Linked DNA regions of Mus musculus: region 1 is linked to region 2. A link is a loop called in an ENCODE intact Hi-C map of the cell type or tissue named here. Cell type or tissue: heart. All regions are shown on one strand.

Region 1 (2,500 bases), 150 kb after region 2:
AATGTATATAAAAAGAAAATAATAAAAAAATATTTATTTACCTATTTATTTAAATTACTTATTTAATGTTTTTACTTATTTATTTATGTAAGTACACCATAGCTGTCTTTTGACACTCCAGAAGAGGGCATCAGATCTGGTTATGGATGGTTGTTTTCATCCTTTGTTCAAATCCACCACGTGGTTGCTGGGATTTGAACTCAGAATCTTTGGAAGAGCATTCAGTGCTCTTACCTGCTGAGGAATCTCACCAGCTCTTGTACTGTGCATTCTTGACTCCCTGACCCACTGAAGCAGTATGATTGACTTCCTTGTTTTACTGCAAAATAACTGATATGTGACCAGTTTCACGGCCCAGATAGTACTTCACTTTGGTGTGGTCTTTGAGTGTGTAGCCTTTCTGAGTGTGTCTAAATTCACAAGAACAGAACACCTGAGTGGTCATAGTCACAAATAACAATCTGTAATAAATGTTCAAAGACATACCTAGGTAAGGCTTAAACAGCACTCTCACCCATAAGACTAAGGAAGCTTTCTATATTTAAAACCCTTTAAGATAAACCGAGTCCACTCAGACTGCGTTCCCTCCCTCTCACCCTCCCAAAGGAGGGAAGAACGATCATCAATGGCAGGAGGCAGCTGCAGTCAAGCAGCACCTAGAGCCGGCTTCACGCTCAGGAGGGAACGCTACGTCTCGTCCTCGTGGTTTCGGGTGCTCTACACAGTCAGAGAAACTTCTCTAGTAACGAACTATAGAAATGATCCCTGAAAGTATAGTCTTAACCTCACGCTCCACACCGCGCCGCACTGCACCGGCCGCCCCCACATCTTAGTCACGGCGACTGACGCACAGACGACCCGTGACATCCCTGTCCGCGCCTCTATCTCACACCGCGTCTGCCCTCGCGGGGACACCTTCTCTGACAGACCGACACCTCTCCAGACCCCGTCCACGGGGCATTTTGAGTCGCTACCGTGTCCCTACACCACGCAGACTGTCACCGCGATTAGCATACGGTCGCCGAACAGCCAATCGGATCACAGTCCTCTCTTGACCCGTCCCACTTCTGCCTGCGAAGGGTCATGCGTCACTGACGGCCACGCACCGCCCTGATGCCCGCCCGCGACTGTGCTCCGGCCGCGGAGGCGCACGCGAGCTCGCAGACGCGCACCGGTTTAGACTTCGGGCTCAAACCGGAGGCCTCCGGTGAGGAACAAACGAAAAACCACGTGGGGAAAATGGCAATTCCATGACTGCACTCTCTATTTAGTAAATTCTGTTGGTGAAAGGCATGGTGGCTCACTGCTGTAATCCTAGCACGTGGTAGCTGAAGGCAAGGGGTCAAGAATTTGAAGCCAGTTTTAGGATTTTTAAAGCCAGCCACATCTACATGAAATCCAGTTTTTTACATCAAACAGGAATCAGCGTTTAGACATTCCAGATTTCCTCTACTCTGAAAGAGAAAAGATAGACAAAGCGAACTGGCCACACGGTAATTAGTAGCACAATTACTGGCTACATACTTGGTGATCACTATTTTAATCTGCCATCCCATTTTATCATTTTATCAGTAGAAGCGTTAGTTCCTTTTCTTAGAGCTTTTGCATTGCCTGACATGTGTTTCACAACAGATGGGAAAAGGTGGGTCCCTTTTCTGTCTGGTACTAAGATCGGTGTGTGACTTGAGGAAAGGAAAGTTCTGAGTGAAGTCCTGACTGAATGTGTTGTTGCCATGGGCAAGTCCATGCCAAGAACCACTCTAAAGTCATAGGAATGAAAAGCGAATGCAACACCGTCCTCTGGTTTATGTGCACATGCTGCCCTGAAATGGCTCCCATACAAACTCTGGGCTCTCTGGTACTGCCCTTCGATATTTAAGACTTTTCCATTCTTCGTTCTCCCTTTTTGTTTTTGTTTTCTTTGCTTTTGAGATTGGGTCTCACTCTGGCAGGCCTAAACCTCTCTTTGTAGAGTAGACAGGCCTTGAACTTGGAGATCCCTCTACTTCTGCCTCCCAACTGCTGGATTAAAGGTGATTCCCCACTTACTTTCCACTTTTTGAGACACCCTCCCCCCTTCACCACACATGCTATACCTTGGTCTTCTTTGAGTAGATGCTCCAATAGCACATGAGCCTGAACACTTCTCTAGCATGTTCTAAGATTGAACCTGCTAGACATGTTAGGTCACGCATATAATCCTCACACTCAGGAGGCTGACAACAGGGTTAGTTAGCCACAAGTTTGAGGTCAGACTAGGCTACACACTAAGTTCCAGGTGGTGACCTGGGTAAAAAGTGAGAACCGTCCCCACAAAATAATCAAAGGCTGACAAGATGGCTCAGCAGGTCGAGTGCTGGCTCTGTCAGAGGGGATCCTAGCACCTACAACAGGCAGGTCACAAATGCCTTTAACTCCAATGACAAAGGCTCTGAATATCCTTTTCTGACTTCCATGGATTCTGACACACATACATGTGCATACACACACACACAGACAC
Region 2 (2,500 bases):
TCCAAAAAAAAAAAAAAAAAAAAGCATCAGGGCAAATGAGCCTGTTTAGGAAGTGAACAGAGTAACCAGGGGCACTAGGGCCAAGAGAGGTGGGGCAGCTTCCCTGAGTCAGACTGGAGGATGAGACACACAGTGGTATGAGGGAAAAGGAGCTACTCACCATTCTACCTTGGCGAGGGTCCTGGCTGCCTGCTCCTGCTCGTCACTAAAGGAGACAGAACACAAGAGGAAAGTGCACGGTCATTAACATCACCATAGAATCAACGATTGTCACACGGGTCTACCCCTGAACTTCTCTGCAACTCATTTTCCTCCACCACAGAGGATCCGGCGTCTCAAAAAGTCACCACACCAGTCAGGCAATGGAAGAAGCAACAAGTGACCCTGCCCGGTGAGAATTCCACCACAAAAGTTCCTGAGCAAGGCTAAGTATCATCCTAGCTTACTCAGCAGAACTCAAACGTTCTGATCCCCACACCCAGCAGTAGAGCACTCCAAACCCTGCTCTCTACAAAAGAGAAGAAATTCCAACTCTGAAGAGACAAAGACTGCCCAACTGGGACTCACTTTTGGCCCTGGTAGGGGCATGAATCCACAGGGCAGTTCGGCCAGTCTCTGAGTCTAGGAGTAGCACCCACCTGACCTGTTACTGGGGGCAGAGTCCAGAGCAGAGGACAAGAGGGAGAGGACCACAACCTGTGATAAAAGAGCAGCAGGGTTGGCCCGGTCCTGCTGAGCATACTTGAGACCAAGTAGGTGAAGGTTTGAGGGAGGAGGCCACACAACAGGAGCAGAATTAGGCCAGTCCGGCCTGGGAGACAACATCTGTCAAATGGGTCGAATTAACAAGGATTTCAAGTTAAGGCCTCCTGGGCCCACTTAGGGAGCCAGGTCTGAATTTCACCGACACTCCTTCATGTTTGGTATGCTCGAGGGGTGTGCAGCAGAGCCCCATAGGAGGCTACGGCGATTAAAGCCTCCATTGTGATCCTACCAACCTTCCCTCCCTCACGGGGGAGCCCGCAAGCGGCCAGCCGGAGGTGCTGCCTCACGGCTCCCTGGCTCGCGGCCTGAGAAACAGAGAGAGGAAGGGAGCGACAAGGACCAGGCCTAGGAGGCCCAGGGTTCTCACAGTTAGGGACTCTGGTCTTAGGGTGGGGGGTGGGGGAGGATGGGCTAAGCAGCCAGGAGATCCAGGTGCCCAGGTTTTAGGGGCGGGGCCAAGGCCTCGGAGGCGGAGCCCCAAATGACAGAGGGCGGGACTCAAGAGAGCCGGCGAGGGCCGGGCAGGACTTGGTCGTTGTGGTTCCCAGGCTGGCAGTGCACGGGGTACAGTGACTCACCCAGGCGGCGTCCGCCCGACCCTCCAAAGCCGCGCTCTCACCACTTCCGTCTCCCGCAGCTGCTGAGGCCGCGCAGCTCGAACCCCACCACGGTCCCTTGTCCCCAACCAATCGTATCTCTAGCCTCTACCCGCCCTGGCCAATAGCCACGCGAAGTCCCGCCCTGCCTCACCACGCAGCCGCCGCCCTCACTCTCCACGCTGCTCACTGGTCCAGTGGGCAGACGCCCTCTCAGCTTGTAACCTATCCGGCACCCGGAGACCAGACAGTACCCGGAGGGAGGAGGCTTGGCGCCAGAGAGCAGACACGACCAATAGGAAATCACAGCGCGTCCCTCTGGCAGCCAATGGGAGAGGAGTAAGAGGGGTCGCAGCCTAGGGCTCCGGGGACAGGAAGTACGGCCGCCCGTCGCCTACTGGTAGCGCAACTGGGGGGCGGGACATTGCAGGGAATGGTAGCAGTCACTTCCGGTGACGACCCCGCCCGAGAGGTAGTTCGCAAATGACCTCGCGGTGGCTCAGCGTTTTAACCCAGTGGTGTTTCTGTTTTGCTCCAGTAATGCGAGAAAGGAAGGGTAGCATGCCGGCTAGGAAAGGGGAAGGTCCCTTCCCAAACTCTCGGTTCCATCACTCTCGTGTTTCGTCGCCCGGTCGATGGAAAAGAAAATCCTGGATTTTTTTTTTTTTTTTTTGTCTGCGAAAGAGAAGAGCTGGGTTCGGGAACTGCTGAAGCCACAGGAATGGAAAACGTGAAAGACCCTCCTAGAAGGCCTGGGAGGAAGGAGCTCTCGGACTGGCAGCGCTGGCGGTTCCCTTTGCGTATCTGGACTGGTTGTTAACGACCGACCAACCTTGCCGTCCTTCGAGACCTGCATTGCCGCCAGTCCAGAGTCTCTCAGCCAAGAGAGAAAAACTGGGTCTGACTGCCATTAGCTAGCTGCGGCTTCTTAGTCTGTAAAAGGGGTAGAGGGACAAGACTGAAGCGCCTGGAGCCAGCACCGGGACGCAGGTCACCAGTAACGCTGGAGGTCTCCGTGATCCGCGCCACTACTAACCAAACTGAAGTGGCAAAGAGTCCTATTCTCGGCGGATAGTCCGAGTCCTGGAGTGGGTCTAGGCCCTGAGATCCTAGGCTAGTGTCCTCACGTCTTGGTTTCT

The links. Hi-C counts contacts between places; a loop is a spot of excess contacts. Peaks named below come from ENCODE experiments on the same cell type or tissue, not always from the same donor. Only the 100,000 strongest peaks of a DNase experiment are listed, where the experiment ranks them.
Region 1: a loop joins it to region 2, with 2.3 times the contacts of the local background. A loop is called at or near these places in 1 of 42 quality-filtered maps.

Annotation. Positions count from the first base shown.
Region 1 is chr11:87,441,518-87,444,017 of GRCm38, reverse strand. All of the region lies in intron 2 of Tex14 (testis expressed gene 14), which reads right to left. Rnu3b1 (U3B small nuclear RNA 1) reads right to left here and starts at 781; the gene lies at 567-781. LOC115487798 (a long non-coding RNA gene) reads right to left here. Exons shown (of 2, transcript XR_003949756.1): 1 at 2,097-2,500; 2 at 564-1,454. In heart, a CTCF peak has its summit at 1,165; DNase peaks (open chromatin) are centred at 567 and 1,107; H3K4me3 peaks cover 624 bases; H3K27ac peaks cover 392 bases.
Region 2 is chr11:87,591,094-87,593,593 of GRCm38, reverse strand. Mtmr4 (myotubularin related protein 4) reads right to left here and starts at 1,428. Exons shown (of 19, transcript NM_133215.2): 1 at 1,344-1,428; 2 at 161-205. The coding sequence starts at 163. In heart, CTCF peaks have their summits at 1,014 and 1,791; DNase peaks (open chromatin) are centred at 773, 1,603 and 2,263; H3K4me3 peaks cover 2,500 bases; H3K27ac peaks cover 2,232 bases.